Linked DNA regions of Mus musculus: region 2 is linked to region 1. A link is a loop called in an ENCODE intact Hi-C map of the cell type or tissue named here. Cell type or tissue: heart. All regions are shown on one strand.

Evidence for each region. Hi-C counts contacts between places; a loop is a spot of excess contacts. Peaks named below come from ENCODE experiments on the same cell type or tissue, not always from the same donor. Only the 100,000 strongest peaks of a DNase experiment are listed, where the experiment ranks them.
Region 2: it touches region 1 in a loop (2.0-fold over the local background); 5 of 42 quality-filtered maps call a loop at or near these places.

What each region holds. Positions count from the first base shown.
Region 1 is chr11:22,761,212-22,765,211 of GRCm38, reverse strand. No RefSeq gene overlaps it. Among named protein-coding and RNA genes, the nearest start is that of B3gnt2, 97 kb to the left of the region's middle. In heart, no CTCF peak of the experiment used is centred here; a DNase peak (open chromatin) is centred at 1,951.
Region 2 is chr11:22,857,687-22,861,686 of GRCm38, reverse strand. B3gnt2 (UDP-GlcNAc:betaGal beta-1,3-N-acetylglucosaminyltransferase 2) reads left to right here and starts at 1,952. Exons shown (of 2, transcript NM_016888.5): 1 at 1,952-2,193. In heart, a CTCF peak has its summit at 1,602; DNase peaks (open chromatin) are centred at 1,156, 1,836, 2,826 and 3,376; H3K4me3 peaks cover 3,288 bases; H3K27ac peaks cover 2,094 bases.

The DNA.
Region 1 (4,000 bases):
CACATGTGTATACACACACACACACACACACACACACACAAACACACACACAGATAGACATACACAGACATACAGACAGACACATGGATAGATATACACAGACACACAGACAGGCACACATACATACATACATATACACACACAGACCTATACAGACATACACACATATATGTACACAGACACACAGACAGACACATAGATTAACAGACACAGACACACAGACAGGCACACATACAGACATACACATACATACATACAAACACACACACAGGCACACACAGACATACACAGTCACACAGACCAACACATAGACAGACAGACACAGACACAAAGACAGGCACACATACATACATACATACATACATACATACATACATACATACATATACATACACATACATACATACATACATACATACATACATACATACATACATATGTACAAACACACAGACACACAGAGTAAATATTAGTAATTTATATCGGAATAAAAGAGCCTGTGTTCACGTGGGCCAGGGCTGTCAAGGAAGGTGGAAATGGCCAGGTAGCTGTTGCCTCTGAAACCACCATACTTTGTGGACTTAGAATTATCCAGTAAATTGTGATGTTGTAGAAAGACACACACATATCTGCCTATGTTCCTGACAGCATGCTTACAGCCGAGATAATGTGAGGAGGTGTTTGGGTTGGTGCATAGGCCCTGGCAGCCCCAACAAACCAGGGCCCCATCCTCAATAAGCCAGTTAAAGAGACAGTAATAGTGAAAAAAAAAAAAAAACAAGAGAAAAGAGATTTATTCAATATAGCTACATCAGGAAGAGAATTGACTAAAGACATTCAGTGGCAACCCCCCTTCCCCCCCCCCCCCAGTCTGTCTTCTGCGGTCCTGATATGAGGTTTAAATTTAAACAGAGACATGCATCATTGGCAGTACTGGCCAAGATGGGCTCCTGCTCATCCTCTGATCATGGTCTCTCCAGTGAGGTGGTCGGATAAGCTGTCAGAACTATGTGAAATCTTTCCAAGAGCAAAGCTCCCAAGAGACTCCTGGGAAATTCTATTCTGTGTGATTCATTGTCTCTGTAGCCTGATAAACAATTGGAAGGGCATATGTCTCTCTCTAGAATAACTTCCTGCTTCCAGGAAGCACAGTATTCCTGCTATGCCTTCAAGAATGTTCTATGGTGACAGAAGCCCTACTAGGGAGTGATGGATGGCTGATTTTATGGGTGGTGCTATTTTTTTATTTATTTCTTATTTTTTATTTGAGTGTTGCTACAGTTTGTTTAAATATATCCCAAAGGTTTCCATGGTAAAGGCTTAGTCTCCAGGAAGCGTCAATCTGGAGACAGTGGAAAGCATTTGAGATGGTGTCTCACTATGGAGCCTATTGGCTTTGAAGCTGCAATCCTCCTGAGAGGCAGACATGCACCATCACACCCAGCAGATGGTAGAAACATTAGGAGGTAGGGCCTAGTGGGGGTGTCTTCACATCTTTGGAGGACATGCCCTTAAAGGGGCTAGTGGGACTCCAGTCCCTTCTTGATGTCCCGTTTGCTTCCTAGCCTTAAAATGGTCAGTTTTAACACATAGAGCCTACCCAGCCACCCAGCAACCCCGCAACAAATGGTGGACTAGAATCTAAAACACTCTCCTGTCATAAGTTGGTAGTCTCAGACATTTGTTACAAGTGATAGAAAGCTGACTATATTTTCCAAAATTCCTTTTACTAAGCAATCACTACTTGATTAAAAAGAGTCCTGAACTTGAAAGCATTTCTTGTACCAACTATGCTATTGTATGTATTGTAAGCTATTGTAGTGACCCAGCCTTTTGGTCCTGTCCTTTCGGTGTGATGGCAGTGAGGCAACCCCAAGGACATTTCCTTTCTGAGCACCATTTTCCAATAAGCTGATGAGGCCAAATGGGGCCAGTTCCTGTATCACCATCTGCTTTGGGGCAGTGGCAATTCCCAGATGGGAGGGAAGGAAGTCTCATCTTCCTATTGCCCTGGGGGAGCCATAAGGTCAGCAGCTTAGGGGAAAGATCTGAGCAGGGAGGTAGACTCTCCCACACAGCTTCCACAAACCATGGAGCCACTGTGGGCCTGTTTCATTTGTAAAATAAACAAGCACAACAACTCCTAGGGTTTTTTTGTTTGTTTGTTTCATTTGAGGACCAAATGTAATATTTTTCTCAAAAGCATTTGCGGGCTGGCAAGAGCCATCAGTTTTCATCTCAGAAAGCACATAGGTTTGGGACTGGAGTTGGGTAGGGGCAGGGAATTGGGTCATTTTCAACGCTCATATTTTGGACTCCAAATTGGAAATTATAACAATCTCTTTGTGTTCTTTACCACTAGCCTCTGGTGAAATTTCACTGTGTGGTTGTGGTTACAGGTGCAGGCTGCCACTGTGATCAGAGTCCTTGGTGACAGACGGTAGGGACGTTTGCGATGGTAGGGATGGTTGTGACGGTAGGGACGGTTGCGACGGTAGGGACGGTTGCGACGGTAGGGACGGTGAGGAGGGGGCTTCTTCCTTCCTGCCGCCACACCCTGTGGTTGAGCAGGCTTGTATGGTGTGAGGAGAACCCTGATAAGTTCCCGTGGAACTAATTTGAGGCTTGAGAGGTGTTTTTCTGTTGGCTAGTGCTACATCACTTTTTTTTCCCCAAGAGATGGGACTGTCAAGGTCAGTCACTGGGGTGGCTGTAGCCCTGTAACCCTGCCAGTACAACGCTACGTAGCCTTCCCACTAGGTTAAGGAGATTGGCGGTGGGGGCTTTCCACTCACTTATACAGGGGCCGAGCTTCACCATTGGACTAAGAAACAGCCTTGCCCTGTGGCTATGGGGACTGCCAGATGGTTAAGACCCAAGAACTTGAGACAACACAGCAAGGTTCTCTCTGACAGAGGGCTGCCCATGTGGACCAGGCAGGGAGAGGCCAGCAGTCTTGGCTGGAGATGGTGGGGAATATTTTTAAAGGACTTCACTGGGTCTACTTTCTAACAGAGCCCATCCAACTGGCCAGTCTATTTCTCCCTTCATGCATTTCTTTTTGGATTGTTAGAGATGTTTTTTCTTTTATGATAATGTATTCATTTCAAAAGTATATAAAACCAGTTCTTCATGTTTGCATATTTTATATTCATGGATTCTAACTGTGGCCCCCTAAACTTCTTCCTTCCTTCCTTCCTTCCTTCCTTCCTTCCTTCCTTCCTTCCTTCCTTCCTTCCTCCCTCCCTCCCTCCCTCCCTCCCTCTCTCTCTCTCTCTCTCTCTTTCTCTCTTTCTTTTTTTCTTTCTTTTTTTCTTTCTTTCTTTCTTTCTTTCTTTCTTCCTTTCTTTCTTTCTTTCTTTCTTTCTTTCTTAATTTATGTCTGAACCCAAACTATAAGACTTTATTCTTTTTTCCCCTTAGATTCATTTTTTAATGTATATTTCACTTGCATGAGTGCCTATGTATCATGCGCATCCTGGGAATGGAGTTATGGATGGTTGAGAGTTGTCGTGTGGGTGCTGGAAATCAAACTGGCTTCTCTGCAAGAATCCCTCCAAGATTTTATTCTTATTTTCTAATAATCCAGTATAGACACTTTACAGTGCATATATAATGATATATAATCATTATATAGTGATATATAACCATTAGACACAATTTAAAGCACGTGAGAGGACTTTGTAGATTATGCATAACCATGACTTATGATTTATTTGTTGTTTCTATTCTTTAGATTTTTTGGGAGAGAGGTTCTAACCATGTTGTCCTGCCTGGCCTGGACCTTACATATAAGAGAAGGATAAAGAAAGAGGCGTGGAAGATTTCATACAAAGGTTGAAAAATTGTCAAATGAGAAAAATATGTTATCAAATAGGAAGGCACTCCCTACTGCTACACACACACACACACACACACACACACACACACACACACAAAACCACTCCCCTAGAATTGCCTGGAGCCCATGATGGAGCCCATTGGCACTCAACAAAGTTTG
Region 2 (4,000 bases), 96 kb before region 1:
TCTGCCTTTCGATGATGAATCCCTCATAACCTAAGAGTAAGCAGGACAGCTAAGTGGGTGTGGAATCCAACACTTGAGTTATTTCCCCAAAGTCACACTGGAAGCTGGATGGAACATTTCCAGCTGCACTCAATGGCACCAAGGAGAAAACGCCTTTAAAAAAAAAAAAGACAAAAACAAAACTACATGGCCTGGGCAGCTTTTGGCAGCTCTGAAAGACTCAAGCTTTCTTTCCCTGTTGCTTGCCAGCTGACTTTACTCAAAACTTCTTGCCTAGCAATCCTTGAAAGCATGTCTGTGGCTTCGGAGAGCCATTTAAGGGGGAAATACAATAACAAAATGCCCACCAAGAATCCAGCTTTGTCTCGTCACAACGTTTAAATATCAATACGGCAGTCTGCAGTTAATCAAGTACACAGACCTAACTTCTAATTTGCTTCTTTTATTGGCTTTCTGAATTATAAATATAATCGTGGGAAAAAATTCCTCAGAGTCAAGAAAAGCATACAATTTCTCTTCCTTTCTTGTTCAGAGTGACAGTGGTTAACAGTTTATGTGAACATATAAAAATCCAAGTTGTTGTTGTTGTTTGGGAACGTAGTGACAAACATAAGAACAGATCGGTCTGCAGATTGTCAATCTTAACATTTCCAGAACCACTGACTCAGAATTCCTTCTTGTGGATGACCGTACACACGTGGCTCTGCGCTCAACCCAAACAACTCGCACTTACTTCTTTCTGCGGCTGTAAGTAAGACTTCGTGGTCTTGGTCGAGCTGGCTGAAATTCAATCTCCAGCGCTCGAAAGTCAATGGCATCCCTTTGACTAACTCCATCTGACAGCCTTCTGAAAAAAAAAAAAAAAAAAAAAAAAAGCAAACAGGTGTAGAGTGTTAACTTCTCAGTGTGATTATCTCCAGAGGGTCGACCGAAGGCCTTAGCAATAAGAATGGAGGGGAGAGGAAGCAGCTTCCAAGCGCGTCCCAGGTTGTGGGGACCAGGCTCTAGGTTCGGTGTTGAGGGCGTGCCGACTCGGCCGGCCCACCCAGCTCTACAAACTAGAGCAACTTCTCCATCCGGTCTCCCCGGCTTTTTCCTGGGCCTCACCTTGGCACGTAGCGCTCTGGGGAGCCTGGGGAGGCGCTGGGTTGGGGGTGGGGGACCGTTCCGGGTCCCGCGTGATCCATGCTTGGGTGTGGTTGGTGCTCAGTCCAGCGGCATCACGGGGGTTCAGCGTTCAGATGTCTTGCTAAGCCCAACTTCTGAAGTCGCCGAGCGAACTCCGCACCCAGCGCCTCCCGCATCTTGCATTCTTGACTTCCTGAGACCCGAGTGGAACCACGTGGAGACCTCATCGTGTCTTTGATGGCTTCATAACCTGAAGGTCCGAAGAGGCCAGATAGGCACCACCCTCAGGCCTTGGGCATCTATCTAGGTGGCTGCCGCTACTATGTACGCTGAGAGCAAAGGTCAGGTGCACTTGGGTTTCCCTCTTCTCACCTCCCCTCGTGGATCCCGCTCACAAGCCACTCGGAGCCGTCTAGACTTAGCTACATGCCAGTGCTGGCTGGCAAATTCTCACCAAGCGCCACGCCCTGGTAGCTGAAGAGTTTACACTAGACCCTGGATCTCAGCAGGGTTTGGGACTCAAGTCTCAGCTGTTTTTCTGGGGGAGGCTACTTCCTGGCGGAGCGGGGGAGACTGTAATCTTTGGACACCGCGCGCTCCAGTGAAGCCTTAGGTTTTCTCAGTGCTACGAGGGGCGGAGAGCTCGGGAAGGGCCCGGGGGCGCAGTCCCAGCGGGACCTGGGCGCCAACTGGCGGGAGGGTTCGAGTTCGGCCTTTCCCAAACTTGGGCCACGGGGCGGGAGCGCGGCCTTCCCGGCGGTGACGCGCGCGGTGGCGCGGCGTGTGATTGGAGAATCGGGCGGGGGCGGGACCGAAGGGACGCGGCAGGGGGCGGCGGTGCCAGGAGCCGGGGCCGAGAGTAAGGCTCAGCGGCCGCCGCGGCAACAAGTGCTGGAGCTGAGGCGAGCCGGAGCCGCCCAGACCCCGCCGGGCCGCCCGTCCGCGCATTGCGCATGGAGCGAGAGCGGCGGCGGTCGCGGGGCTGAGCCGCAAGAGCGGCTGGGACGTGGATGCGGCCGCGGTCTTCCGCCCCGCCCCGCCGAGCTGGAGGTGTCCCTAGACAAGGTAGGGCCGGGTGGGTGGGCACCGGCCCTGCATCCCCGCCCCGCCGCGCTAGTTCCGGCCGGTGTGGGCGCCCCGCGCTCTCGCCGCTCTTCTGTGGCTCCTGCGTTGTCTGCGCATACGTTCCATCGGGTTCCCCTCACCGCTCCCAGTCTCACTTTCCTGGCCTCCGCACATCATTTCCCTGGCCTCCTCACCTCCCGGATATCCTCACCGGTCTCCGTTCTCCTGTCCGGCTTCCTCACCTCCTGGTCCTTCTCCCCTCCTTTACAGCCTCCTCACCTTCTCCCCAGTCTCCCGGCCTCCACCTCCTTCCTGACCTTCTCACCTGCTCGACCTCCGCTCTTCCTGCACCCACAGGGAGAGGGCAGCGACACCCTGAGCCGCGCTGTACCCCGCGCACGAGGTGCGGGCCTGGGCGGCGGGGGAGCGTCGCGGGCGGTGTTCTGCCCCGCCCGCGCACTGCGCTGGTCTAGGGTGCCGCAGGGGCAGATCAGGTGTTTGTGAGCCGCTGGCTGCCGCTTTTCACCCCCATCCGCTGGCACTGTTATCTTCGGGTCCCCAAAGACTGGTTTCTGTGAAACTTCAGGAGAACCTTTCGCGTTGACCTCTAAAAAATATTCCACGCCGCCCGCGTTGAATGATTAACTAGACTCAGGACTGCCTGGGGAGCTGGCCCTGCGACTGGCAGGTGGGCGCACCTGAGGGGCTGGGACCCTTCTGGGGACGTAACACCTAGCACCTGCTCAAATGCACTCGCCTAGGGTCCTCTGAGCTCCCGGGTCTTGTGTGGGAAGGAAGCTCTGAAGACTCCTCTCTAGTGTCATAGTGCGTGCGAGGTCATCTTGAAAAGTAATGCACACTTGGGTAACCTGGGCTGGCCCCATGTTCGCTCCTGCCCCAAATACAGGGTGGCTGGCCTTCGCTCCCCTGCCCACTGTGGTCTCCCAACTTGACTGCTTCAAACGATTAAACCTGTTCTTCTGCCCCCTCCGCTCCCCGCCAAGCCGTAGCTTTTTCCAGGTTTCGAAGCCAATGGGTGAAAATGGGCTTCGTGTTATTACAGGTTCTTCCAGGGTACTTCTTTGTGCCTCGGAAAGTGATGGGATGGTTAATGAGAGGGCCACTGGACCTGAGTGGAGCTAGGAGGGCGGGACCGGGGCCCAGCCGTAGCGCACTTCTGTGGGGTTTGGACCGCGCACTTGATAGGGGACCGGCTCAGGGGCAGGCCGGTCACTTCCCTCCTGTTCTAGTCCAACTTCTGTTTCTTTTGAATAGAGATTATGAAAGCTGATGGAACCCCGGGGAGTTTTTACGCCGGTCCTAGAGCTCTTTATACGGTTAGGTTTTAAGACCAAAGAAGTGTGCGGGAGCCCTGTAGAACTCGCCCGAATAATTTCCGGCCTTTGCAGTGTGTACAGATATGTTTATCAGCAGATCTGCTTGGAACTCCTTTCTCGGCGTAGAATACTGCTTTCCCCACTCAGGACTCAGCCTGCCGTTCTTAATTTAGTGTTTTTGTGTAAATGTCGGATTCTCTGCTAAACTTAGGAGTCCATTCTAGAGGCTTGCTCTGCCACGTGCTGATAAATGACAATGTTTTTTTCCTTAAGAGGCTTGTATCCCCTATTTAGTTTCGGGAATGGGATACTTGGACAGTAAGATTGTTTTTAAGGACAAATAAGATGCTTAAGCGCTTATAGAGATCATAACGAAGTTCTTGGTGGCCTCAGCTTACCTTTGCCAAAAACCAGTCATCTGGTGGAACTGTTCAGATTTGTCAGATTTGTCCAGTCTGAAATCACCCAAG